Linked DNA regions of Homo sapiens: region 2 is linked to region 1. Evidence: chromatin contacts called from ENCODE Hi-C data. All regions are on one chromosome and are shown on one strand. Each heading gives the region's core, a stretch centred on a gene start or an enhancer-like site at or near the end of the contact. The rest is flanking DNA. Distances are from core to core; before and after follow the strand shown. Region 1 has its middle 18 kb from the start of PDE5A. Region 2 holds the start of LINC02502 (long intergenic non-protein coding RNA 2502).

The links. A loop is a pair of places that touch in the nucleus more often than their neighbours do. Pooled maps may share reads with other maps.
Region 2: a loop to region 1 is called in a map of cardiac septum, with 2.0 times the contacts of the local background. The contact joins the promoter of LINC02502 here to the enhancer-like site in region 1. A Hi-C loop is called at or near these places in 2 of 168 maps with a recorded cell type or tissue (IMR-90 and cardiac septum) and 1 of 50 pooled maps.

What each region holds. Positions count from the first base shown.
Region 1 is chr4:119,643,122-119,649,650 of GRCh38, forward strand. No RefSeq gene overlaps it. Among named protein-coding and RNA genes, the nearest start is that of PDE5A, 18 kb to the left of the region's middle. Within about 2 kb of position 3,655, at least 5 of the 41 ENCODE cell types and tissues checked have a DNase peak (open chromatin) inside an H3K27ac peak, as active enhancers do.
Region 2 is chr4:119,937,919-119,945,057 of GRCh38, forward strand. LINC02502 (long intergenic non-protein coding RNA 2502) reads left to right here and starts at 1,622. Exons shown (of 2, transcript NR_121639.1): 1 at 1,622-1,757.

The DNA of each region.
Region 1 (6,529 bases), core at 2,405-4,904:
TCCAGCTAATGGGAGGTTGATTTAGGGATACATTTAAGTTTAAGTTGAATATCCTTATCTGGTTCAAAGCCCATTCTCTTTATCATTATGTTTTTCCTAGCTTCCCTGGTATAAGAATGACTTGCAAGTGTTGGGGTTCAGAAAACACTACTCCAGAGTAATTTGAATTAAAAGAGAGTGGGAGGGCTTCAGAAGCAAGAAGGTCGCTCTGACTTTCCCCCTCCTTTTTGTGTGACAGCTGATGATTAAGGTCACTCTCTGACCTAGCTCCCCTGAAAATCAAACCACCTTTGCAAAGATGACAGCAAGGGAAATCTAGCATGGGTGACTCCATCTTGCTTCTAGCCTCACAGACTGGCTGTCTTTGCTATTCCTGAGCATAAGCCAAACTAACCACGAGAGGAATTTAGTTTATAGTGTAACTTTGAAGCAAGCATGATAATAGTCCCTCCCTAAAACTAACACTCTCTTTGCTCAGGGACTGAAGCCACCTTTTTAAAATTAATGAAGACCAGAAGGTGATGATTATGAGATGGGGGTGAATTCTGCTGAGATGTAGATGTAGCTTCTATAATCCCTTTCTGCACAGGAGTCATGTGGCCAGAGGTCACGAGATTTGTGACTTCCCCAATTGCTCCTATAGATAACATCACTGCTGTAGAACTTAAGATTAGTCTTTTGAGATGTTTTTTGAACTTTGGCATTCTGGCAACTTGACTGACGATACCTTGACACGTGACTCCTGACTCAACCTGTCTTGTGGTTCTCACTCCACCCAGAGGTGGTAGATTCAGTGCACAAGGACCTTTACCCACACCCATATGATTTCATCCCCAACCAATCAGCAACAACTATTCGCTAGACCACTGCCTGCCAAATTATCCATAAAAACCCTAGCCTTTGAGTTCTTAAGGACACTGATTTGAGTAATAACTCCAGTCCTGCTGCTTGGCTAGCCCTGCATTAATTAAACTCTTTCTCTACTACAATACTGCAGTCTCAATGAATTGGTTTTGTCTTTGCAGTAAGCAAGAAGAACCCATCAGGTTATTTACAAAAGTAGGTCATAAGGCTTTAATGTGACAAGTGTCCTGCCTTACACCTGGTGAAAAGGAATGCTATATAAAGAGACCAAGAAAAATCTGAACAGACAGGCCTTGCTGAGTTCCCCACTCAGTTTATTATAACTAGGTAATACCCCTGTTTGTCCAATCATCTTTCTCCGTAATTATCCAGTTATTTCATCACACTTAGCATAAAAATACAGTTTTCCTTGGGTCTTTGGGTCTTCATTTTGGAAAACTCCAATGTTATGCAAAAATTAAATAAATTTGTTACACATTTGTTTCTCTGTCTTTTGTTATAAGACTGTCAGCCATAATCCTTGTGATGGATGAGGAGAAGATACTACTTTTTCTCCCCTATATAAGAATATTTCTATCACCCACTCTTTAGAATCACCTGAAGGATGCTATGGTTTGAGTGTGTTCCATAAATTTCATAAGTTGGAAACTTAATCTCCAAATTCATAGGTTGATAGCATTTGGAAATAGGGTTTTGGGAGTTAGGAAAGATAAGGTTATCAAGATGGGGCTCCCATGATGAGAGTGTTGGCTTTATAAAACGAAGAAGAGAGACCTGAACTGGCATGCTCTTGCCCTCTCGTGATGTGATGCCCTCTGCCATGTTATGATGCAGGAAGAAGGCCCTCACTAGATATTGACACCATATTCCTGGACTTCCTGGCCTCCAGAACCATGAGCTAAATAAGCTTCTTTTCTTTGTAAAGTCTGTGTTATTCCATTATAGCAACAGAAAATGGACTAAGACAAAGAAGCAGAAGTTCTATTGTGGTATGAATGTGTACTACGTTATGCGCTGTTAGAAGTATGTGGATAGTTCAGGAGAAACAAGCTTTTCTGATTTGGGGAATCCAGAAAGCTACAATGAGATTTAGTTTAAAATGTTACTACAAGATGTTTTTAAAATCACTGGACAGATATTCAATGGTTAGCAAAAGATTCTGGAAGAAATAAAATGTGAATGTTACTTTTACTAGACTTTGCTGAAGAAGGTATTAGCTACTAAACCAAAAAGAAGAGGATGTACAGTACGATTTTTAAGGCCTTTACCTGAGACTCTACTTTTCCCTGCCCTACACACACACACACACACACACACACACACACACACACACACACAATTAGTTATTTTTTAACTGACCTCACAATAAAAGAGGGCACACAGTGTTCAATGTTGCTAGATTCCTGGGGTATAAGAGCACTGCATTCTAAGCCTCATCATACTAGCAGACGTAGACTAACATGTTGGAAAATCCAAATCTCTTTAGATTTTTCTTGAAGTTGGGAAATTGAAGTACCACAAATGGTGGGTGTGTTCTAGGAATGAAATTCTAGCCCAAATGAAAGCTCTGAATAAACACTGATTAAGATTTCAAGAGAGAAAGGCATTATAATTGGGAATACAAATGTAGATAATTAAGGGCTTATATGGGTTTCTCCTGGCTGTCATTCCTGTTATCAAGAATACGCTGCTTCATAATCTGGTACAGTGCCCGAAAGCCCTAAAACAAGCATTTGGGGATTAGGAGTCATTGGATACCCTATTTCCCAGAACAGGGGTCCCCAACCCTGAGGCCCCTGACCAATACTGATCAATGGTCTTTTAAGAACTGGGCTGCACATCAGGAGGTGAGCAGCGGGCAAGCAGCATTACCACTTGAGCTCCACCTCCTCTCAGATCAGTGGGGGCATTAGATTCTCGTAAGTGTGGGAACCCTATTGTGAACTGTGCATGCAAGGGATCTAGGTTGCCCATTCCTTATAAGAATCTAACTAATACCTGATTATCTGAGGTGTAACAGTTTCATCCCGAAACCATTCCCTACCACCCCATAGTTTGTTGAAAAATTGTCTTCCGTGAACCTGGTACCTGGTGCCAAAAACACTGGGGGCCCCTGCCCCAGAAGGCTGACCTGTAAGGACTACATCAACAAGCTCCTTTACCCTCTGGCTATTGGCTGCCTTAGTTAATAGGGAATACCAGCAAGCGATGGTAAGGCAGAAGGAGAATTTACTCAGAGTTTTACTAACCTGATATGTTAGACTGAACATGGTGGCAAATTCTCTGCTATTTCTCCCATTGAGAGGCAGGACCTAATTCCTCCCTCCTTTTTAACCTTGACTGGCCTAAGTGACTTACTTGAACAATTGAATGTGGTGAAAGTGACATTTTGGAACTACTGAGGCTAGTTTATCACAAGAAGCCTTGGACCTCCCATTTACCCTGGTTTCCTGGAGCACCCACTCTTGGAGCTCTGAGCTGTTACATAAGAAGTCTCGCTACCCTGCTGGAGGGAGCCACAACAAGCTGGCCTTAGGCAGAAACTACACGGAGAGAGCAATGCTGGCCATTGCCAAGATATTCAGCCTTCCGTGGAAGACATGTGAATGAGAATACCAGGTTGCAGGAAATTCTAACCCCAGCAGATGTATCATGGAGAAGAACCAAAGAACCCAGCCAACATCAGAACTGAAGCCCAAGATATATGGTCCCATCGAGCTTTCTCAGCCATCTCCAGCTGTTCAAACTAACCCAGCAGAGGCTCCCAGCATTGGGAAGCAGACATTCCATCCCCTCTGTGTCCTGCCAGAATTCCTGGCCCACACAATTGTGAGCATAATACATGATTACTGTTTTACGCTAGTAAGTTTGGGCATGGTTTTTATGCAGCAATAAATAACCAAACATTTGGCAACCTCCCAGCTGGGCCATCCATGATTGGCTGAGTTCCTCTGCCAAAGTCCCTTTAAGATAGTTCTCTCCATATAGCTTTTCCTGCCATCTGGCCTGTGGGAGGTAATGGCTCCCTGCCATTGCTGGCTGTACTACTCTTTGTTATTGGCTTTCTTAAATCATGGCCACCTTTTAAAAATAGTTCCTTAATTAAACTCTCCTGAATTATCCAGTTTGAGAGTGCCATGTGTTTCCTGCTGGCATCCTGGCTGATATTCCAGACCTCATGTATAATTCTCAAGACGTACCTGTGGTAGAGAGCAGGGAAGAAAGTTCTAGTCTATGTAAAAAAGTTCAAATTATACTTCAGAAGCCACAGGAAAAGTGACCCTAGCAAATCTCTATGTTTATATATTTACATCAAGTGCTTATATCAAGTAACTAATGTGTTATCCTAAATAAAAAGCCTTAGAATACTTCAGAATAGACTAGGTTCTTAAGCCATCCATAAGGTTTTCTGGATTCAGTGAGTTGAACCTATTCTTCTGCTTTGCCTGTGAGGATAATGGTCATTTTCCGGCACACTGCATGTGTCCTGCATTATTTTATTCATCAGTTGTGTCACACTTTCTGTATTCCAGGCACTCTTCTAAGACCTTTACAAGTAATAACTCATTTAATCCTCCTACTAATCCTATCAGATATGTGTGATTATTACCATTTTACAGGTGAGGAAGCTGGAGCATGTAGAGATTACATAATTAGCCAAGGTTTCTCTGCTAGCAAGTGGCAGAGCTAGTACTCAAAGCCATGCAGTTCAGCTGCAGACTCTGGACACTTGATCACTGTTTTATACCGTGAAGCCTTGCTCAGAAAGACTTAGAAAACAAGAGAGATGAGTCAACCTGGTCTGATGTAAGATTGGGCTCATCGAATGCTGGTGCCTCCTATTCTCAACAGGCATCAGAGATGAGGGAGAGAGAAAGAGGTTGAGAGATCCTCAGATGATAGACACAAGAGAGGACAAGTACAGTAGTTTCTGTTGCTATGTAACCATGTAACGAATTATCCCAAAATTTAGTGGCTTAAAACAAATTTTTCTCTCTCATGGTTTCTGTAGTTCAGGAATTCAGATAGGGTACCACACCGCAGAGTCTCTAACCCACTACCTGTGGGGTCTCAGATAGAAAACTTGAAGGCTCAGAATTGGAATCATCTGAAGGCTCATTAACTCCCGTGTAGTCCTGGCTGGGTCTGCCGCCTAGAATATCCTTCACAATCCCTCACCCTCTATCTGAGTCCAGAGGTGCTTGGAGAAATGGTACCCACAAAATGAAATGCAGTTTCACGTGTGGGAGTTACTATTTTAGAAAACTTCTCTTGGGTTCAGTCAAGATTTCTGAAGAAAATAGAAGGTAAGCTAAAATGAGGTGAAAGGATTATTTATAAAAGTACAGGAGAGGGATCAAAGAAACAAAAAATAAGAGATTATTTAGAACCCTAGGACTAGCAACACCAGAGAGCCATTACATCTCCTAGAACTGAAGAAGCAAGGGAAAAGAGAAATTAACAGAACTCCAAGGGCAACCGTTTGTAGAGTGTCTGACAAGAGCTGTGACCTTTAGAAAGGACTGCAAATAACCAGGGATGACCCAGGGGAGTAGGAGGAGGGTGGATTAACACTGCTATCTTGCTGCCCTCTTGTCCTCTGATCTTCTGCTTTTCTATCCCAACTGGATGCCATAAGGCCAGAACAATCCATACAGGTCAGCCTCCTGGGATCAAAGGATAGGGTGGATGATGGGTGCGGGCAGGCAAACAGAAGATACCCAACACACCAACATATTCCTGGGAGTGGAGTTGGGGGTGAGCAAGGAATGTATTTTGGAAGGTCATCAATTGTTCCTTGTAGAGCTTCAGGTGAATGCTGCTGGAGTTTGTAATGCCATCATTGACAGACTCTATAATAAGTTGAGTCATATGAAATTATCAAAATACTGGGCAAATATTAGCAATTTCATCTAGTTCAACCTAGTATTCTGGGTACTTTCCAATAAAGTTACCAATGAATAAATGCTTATATTAAATGACCAAAAATGTTACTCCTTATTTTTATTGTTGGTTATGTTTGAAGTTAGGATTGCATAAAATACTTAAGAGGAATGGGTATTCTAATTGGTTAACATTAAATTTTTTTGTTGTTGTTCTGAGAAAAGCCAAGACAAAAATATAAAGTCACACATGTTAATTAGCTTGATTTAGCCATTCCACAAGGTATATATTATTTCAAAACATCATGTTGTATATGATAAATATATGGAATTTTTGTCAATAAAAAATAATAAATAAATATAAAGTCAGCGAAACCTTTGAGATAGGCATGTTGCTCGGTACAACTCGTGGTAGTATGTCTTTGGTGCCCAACTGAAATAGTTTAACCTACTTAGCAGTTTGTCCTTCAAAGGTAGACAGGCTTGAACCCAATCAGAGACCTGTAAGGGATGGTCTGATTCCTGGGTTTCAGAAGACCAAGCAATAAGTAGGAGAGGCCCAGGATAGACCATGGAAAGGGCACATTTTGAATTTTATATTCTAATCATGCCTTTGATCATAGTTTCCTCTAATTATATGTTATTTAGTAACCTACTGGATACAAAAACTGCAGTTTTGATACATTCGATACATTTTCTCCCTCTGCCATGTGGCTAAGAAAGTGCAAATCAGGATGCTGGTTAATGTGAAATTTAAAGGAAATGCCCATTGAGACATATCT
Region 2 (7,139 bases), core at 372-2,871, 290 kb after region 1:
ATTGAGAATGTGACAGGCAGGGTCCCTCTTGCCTGGGGCTTAATGACAGATGATAAAATAAGATGGGATATTGCAGATTATAATTAGTGTTTCTGAAAGGAAGAGAGATAGGCTGCCATGTGGAGAAAAAGATGTTACAGGGTTAGAGAGGTGTCATCCAAGAGAGCCTCTCTGAGGTAACATTTAATGATAACATTTAAACCTGAGCTCTGGGATGAGAAGCAGCAGCATTTCTAGACCAGGGGCCTGAAACTTCTAGGCTGAGAAGACAACAGGCTTAAGGTGGGTATAGCTTGATCCTTTGGAGGGAGGGGCTCAGGGAAGGCTGATGTGACTGGAGAAAAATGCCTGGGGAAATTATGTGAGATATGAGGGTGGTCACACAGCTGTCCACAGGGCAAAGTGAGGGGTTGGAATATTATCCTGAAGGGCCTCTATAGGAGTATCCAAATCAGGTAAACATTTTTAGTATATTGCTCTGGCTGCTGGGAGATAATAGGTTGAAGGGCAGGCAAAAGTGGAAGAGGGGAGACTGGTTAGGGAGTCAATAGTCCTGATAATTATGATAAGGCTTCATCCTGGGAGTGGCAATAAGAATGAAAGACGCAGAAGAGAGATTTGGCATCTATGTTGGAGGTAGAACCAACGGGTGTACTTTCCTCTTCACACTGTACACAAACAATACCCAGCCTAGAAAAATGCTGATGACTTAGTAAATGTCTGAAGGCAGGGAGATGGGAAGAATTGAGGTGTATGGCCATCTGTTTACCTGCTCCATCTCTGTTTTCAATATTTATGAAATATCATGAAAGACAAAGAATATTTTGATGCACAAAATCTCATAAAGAAGCTTTTTAGTCACTGGAGAAAAATAAAGTGCTTCTTTGTTGACATCATCCTGGCTTGCAGTTTTGCCATGTCATAGATAAGACATGCAAGATTAAGTACTAATTTTTAAAAATCTTATATTTAATCTGAGTGATAATAATGATAGGTATGATTTCCCACAGGCAGATTATGTGTCAGGTCTTATGCTAAGGACTTTATGTACCCAATCTTGTCTAACCCTTACAGCTGCTCTTGTAAGATTGAGATGGGGCTATTTTCCATATTTTACGGGGGTCCTTGGTGTACAGAGGTCTAATGGCTTTGCCCTGGTCACCACATTAGTAGTTAGGGGAGTTCACATTTAAAATTTGATCTGTGTATCTCAAAGCACAGGCTTTTACCCAACACGTGGTGCTCTTGCCTCTATTCTTTATTTATTTTCTTTGGATTTTATAAAAGATTCCACAACCATTTGGTTTTCCATCACCACTGAAATCAACCTTTCCTTCGTGGTGCATAAAAAAACAACTGTCATCTGCTTGGAATCTAGTAAAACATGGAGCACATTGCATAATGAAAGAAGAAATAATTGAGAAGTCCAGCTATCAAAAAAAGTCAGAAACAAAGATGAAGATAATATGTTTTGGATGAGAGCAATTGCCTACAAATATAACTGTTGAGGTGGTGATGTCATAAAGAGAACAGAACAAAGATTGTCTAGGCCTTGGCATGAGATCCAAGTGAAGTGCCCTGAAAAAGCCACTGACAAAGATAAGTCTCTATTTTTAAAAGCATTACAACTAGTTACCATTCTCTGTATTTAACCCAGCGAACTACATATCGGAAACTAAAATTTATTGGAGAGATTCTCAGAACCATACTAGAAACATTACCGAGGTCTCATCTAGTTTTCTCTACTGCCTTCCAAGGTAGGTTTTCATCATTTCTAGGTTTTAGATATGAAAACAGAGGCTGAGAAAGGGTCAGTAAGTGGCCCTGGGAAATTGCAGGGAGGGACTGACTAGAGTCCAGGCCAGCTTTCAAGGCAAGACTGTGCTCTTTCTGCCACCCCTCATTGTACCCAACTGGGCTCAGCCTGAAAGATAAACAACAAGAGTGCTCATTGTGTCCTTCTTCGGACCTTGCAGACCACTCACATTCAATTTTTAAGGGGAACATATTTTCCTTTACTTATTTTGTCTTAATCTTTGTAGTTATGTTAGTATTTAGAAAGAGTAGCCCTTTATTTTCTTACCAGAAGCCATTTGTTGTCCTGGACACCAATAACCCTTTAATGGGTTTTATAGAATCTATAGTATTCTGCTAAAAACATTTCCTATAAAGACAATGTTCCCTTTCTGTCTGCTAAAAAAAAATGTATCTATGGAGGAGCTGAATTTTTATTTTGCTTGGCTCATTATCACAAAAGATGTGCAACATTTTTCATTTTTTGCATACTGCTTTTGAGATGGCTCTTTGCATCCAAGCAAGGCTTTTTATGATGTGAAAAAATTTGTATCTATATATTTAATAACATCTTTGTTTAAGAGACTCAGTTCCTAGATTATTTTTGTATACTTTTTACATTCATTGGGAATATTAGAAAGTGAAAGTGATAGAAGTTATTTTAATTTGGTTGTAAGTCCAAGGCCCTTGAGATAGAAAACAGATTTTTTTTTAAAGTTTTCTGTCAGTAATGAATGCTGATGCCTTGTACTAGTTTTTATCATAATTTTTAGGAAATTAGGTACAAGCCTTCCCACAGTAAACATCTGAGGACATTTATGTTTACCATTAGTGTGACAATTTTTTTTTCAGGGAAAAACAACTACTAAAAAGAAATAGCTCCCTGCAACAACAAATATTTCTTCCCTGTCACATCTCACTCTAAAAAGGAGCATTGTATTATACCTTGAATCAATTAATCTGTTCAAATTAATAATCTGAATTTGGTGCCTAGTTTTTCCACTATCCATAAAAAGGGAGTGGAATGATGTAGGTTGCACTGGGCCTCAGCTCACCTCCAGGCTCTGGTTGGAAGCTCTCTCGCTTTTTATGTTGATGCTACAGTAATCAACTCAAGTGGAAAAAATAGTTGACCAATTGCCACATTTGTATTTTGTCAAAATAAGTAAATTTTAGTTTGTGTATTATAACAAAAGGGATTTAAATGTTTGTTTCTTCACAAAGGCATTATGTTTGCTCCAGTTTCGCTGGATGTTAATAGTAAAAATTATTCTGTGATTATTGTCATTTATTTTATATGACATTAAAAACTTCTGTTCTCATTAAAGTCAGTTGAGGCCTTTGTGAGCACTCTTGGTATTCATTTGAATGTTAAATGAGAAGTTATTTTTTCAAATAAAATTATGGCTTTTTTTAAAGACAGAATCTGCTTTATAAATATTAATATATTATTACTAGCAGAGATCCATGAAAACTTTAAAGAAAGAGGTTGTACTTGGCCTACATCCTCCTTGTCATCACTACCATTATATTTACTTGTAAAAGAATACAGAAACAATGAAAAATGAATTTTGTTTATGTCAAAAGATGAAGATGACTATTAACTTGTTATAGTTATGGAATTGCAAACAAATACTTATGAAATTTACCATGATACATGACCCTTACTCCCAGGCACCTAAGGGAGCATCTCTATCTTAGAACTGTGGAAATATCCTTAGAATCCTGTAAATTTCCAGGGTTCACTGGGGCTTTTTCTCCAGTATAAACACTAAAATAGATTTCTCACCCCTCCTCCTCTTTCTCCTCCTCCTCCTCCCTCTTTTCTTCCTTCTTCCTCTTTCCCTTCTTCTGCTGCTACTCCTACTCTTCCTCATCTTCCTCCTCCTCCTGTGAGCCAGTTTATATTAAATTCACACTTTCTTATTTCTACTGAAATAGTATAATAGTGTCAATGACTGAGAGTGAAGAAACATAGAGGGACCCTAAGAAAATCCATTTGAGTACAAAGCTATGTTGTAATACATTTTAAACATTCCAAGGTGGTATCTAGTTTGTTGATATAATGTTATGAGATTTATCCCCTCATTCTCAAAGAGCAATCCCATCAGCAAGCCTGATGGTCCTGGGGAAAGGAGGAAGGCTGAGGGTAGGAAAGATGAAGGGAGTACATCATGAACTATTCTTCCACTCAAGAACTTTAGAAGGTGGGTCAACACCCACAGATGCCAAGTGGTTACAAGGATAGGCTTGCAAGTTAGGTTGTCTGTGTTATAATGTGGGCAATTTACTTTACCTCTCCATGAGTTTCCTCATCTATAAAATGGGGCTAATACAGACTAGTTGATGTATTAGGTTGGTGCAAAAGTAATTGCTGTTTTTGCAATTTCCGGATTAAATGAAACAATGTGAATAAAATATTTAGAAGAGTGATCGGCACATGGTAGATGCTTAGTAAATATTGTAGGAGAATATAAACTTTGTTCTGGGGTCCCACTCTGTCACCCAGTGCAGTGGTATGATCACAGCTCACTACAGCCTCAACCTCCTGGCCTCAAGGGATCCTCCCACTTCAGCCTCTGGAGTAGCTGAGACTATAGGCATATGCGACCACACCCAGCTAATTTTTTATTTTTTTTTTATAGAGATGGGAATCTCACTCTGTTACCTAGGCTAGTTTTGAACTCCCAGGCTTAAGTGATCTTTCCACTTCAGCCTCCGCAAGTGCTGGGATTATAGGAATGAGCCACTGCACCTAGCCTCCTGTTTTGGGCTTTTAGATAACTCCTTGATTTGGTTTCAAAAAACTGGACAGCATGAGCACATTACTGAACTAAAAGAAGAATTACTCAAATAAATTTTTCCAAGTCCTCATATGTAGAAGTTTCCACACAGAATCTTCAGATTTGTACATATAGATACTTATATTAGAAAATCTAAAAATCTATAAAAACAAGCAGGTGTTTGTCACATTTCCAATGGGCCATATAGTGTTAGTTTGATAATGCCTTTAGAGGTGATATCTAGAAAAATGATTTTATCTGATAACTAATTGTTTCATAAAAATCTTCAGATACACAGACATAGGGTAAAAAACATTTAAAAAAATTTCAGGAAAAAAGTCATCTTATATCACAAGACACTTTTTCAACGTGTATTCTTATATTCAATGTGCCCTAAGCTCTGCATCTAGATTATTCTTCATGTATGCTTCCTGCAAAATTCTTTTCATTTCATAAGTTCCACTGAAGAGTTTTAGCATTGTCTCATGAATCAGTGAAGTCACAGGGAGATTTCCACATGAGGCATCTTTGATCTCATTGTAGCTTTGGTGTCTCCCCAAGTACTTCTGACTAGTGGGAAGTCCCTGAGTGCTGTGCCCACAGTGCCTGGGAATCCTTCATCAGGCTTATAACTATTTAAAATGCAAGTCCACCTGAGCATTAAATTTGTAAAATAACCCAGAAGATATGGTGGTTTCTATATTAGAAGTCTAAGGCAGATTAGGCAGAAATTGTCAAAAAAGCAGTTTCACTGCTGACAAAATCGATCACCTTCTTACTCTCCAGAGATAAATGGGAAGTGTGTCCATCACTTACATAGAAGACCTGCTGGCCTCTAGTTGGGATATGTTTGGTTTTGTTTTCTAAGTTGGATTTAGTTTGTAGGCTATAGTTTTTCAGTTTTAACCACAATCTATCAAAAAAAGTGGTATGAACAAAATCTTAAGAAAAGAAATTTAAAATAACCTCTGCTTTAAAGGCTAAAAAAACTTATAAAAACTAAGGTTGAAATGTATTTTATATCCCTCTAATTCAAGGTTATATATTTTTTAGTTTGTCTCTCCTAAGTAAAACTTCTATAAATATTAATATTTTTATAAGTCATGCATTTTTTAGTCTTTGTTCAGTTCCTCAAAATGTTTTTGAAGTAAGAGATAGATAATAAATGTATTAATGGTTCTCTGTAAAAGCAGTATTTTTAAAAGGTAAAGTATGGTTCATACTCAATAGACCAGTCAGTCCATAGCTATTTGCTGCCATTCATAAAGTGTGTGCAGCACCTTCTTGAGCCAGGCTTCTCTCAGCACACATTTTGTAAACGCTCGTCTATCCCCTGTGTCATGTGTATAGGGTAATAGAGATGAATTAGGCCTGCTTTGCCCTGGAACAGGGAGAACTGGTATCTTTCCATGAGTACAGCTGCTCCCACAGCATCTAAGAAACAAACTGACAGAGATCCGGCTTGATTATCTTTCTAAGTATAGAAAATGCTTTTGGATTAAAAAATAAAATACCACTGAACAACCTGTGGACAGCCAATGGTGTGGACAAAGTTGGGAAAGGCCGCACCTGTGCTGGGAGATCCCTTCTCTTGGCCTGGCCCCTGGTGAATTTAATGGCCATCTTCTGGTAAGACCCCACCTTGGTCCTGCGTTTATGTGGGTTAGCTATGAAAGGGCACAGTCAACTTCATATTGTCTTGGACAGGTAGAGAAAAGTAATTAAATTTTTCCCCAAACTTTCTTAAAATGCAAAACATTTTAATATGATGTCTGTTAAGCCAGTAACTCACTTTTTGACCTCCTCTATGGCACTTGCGTACTTTGTACTTTCCCCAAAGAGGTTTTTCTGTGCAAATATGTGCAAATGGTAGTTAAATCGTGGTAACTATTGGAACAATTTCCTTTAGTTTTCATCAGTGGTTTTTCAACACGGCTCTTTGAGTACTTGGGGAGTGGGTGTTCAGGGGCTGTGGAAGGAGAGTTGAGGGAGGAAGTCTCTAGAACTCCCTTTCCAACATCCTACCCCTCATGCCCAGTCTCATCTGTGTTTTTAAACCTCTAAAATAGATCCTTCTTCACCGAGTATTATTCAATAGCCCATTTAAGTTTGAAAAATTGCTTTTATACTCCCAAATTAACTCTGTGAATAAATGTAATCTAACAATACAAATAGGCTGGGCAGGGTGGTCTCACACTTGTAATCCTAGCACTTTGGGAGGCCCAGTTGGGAGGATCACTTGAAGCCAGGAGTTCAAGATCAGCCTGGACAACATAGCAGGATGCCTTCTACACACACCAAAAAAATGCAAATGAAATTAATCAAATAATCATATACTGGATTGCCTGAATTTTTGTATAGCAGATTATCTATTGGTGTCTATAGAGAGGTGACAGTCTAAAACAAAGGTTTGATTCATGGAATGCAGGTCAGTTTTCTAATACACATTCTTAGGCTGGCATAAGGATGGGTAATGTGGCTTCCTACCGTGGACATCCAGGGTCGACACTCTTGGGTTCACAGGGATCGTGCAATTCGTAGTTCCTGCTCTGAACCACCACA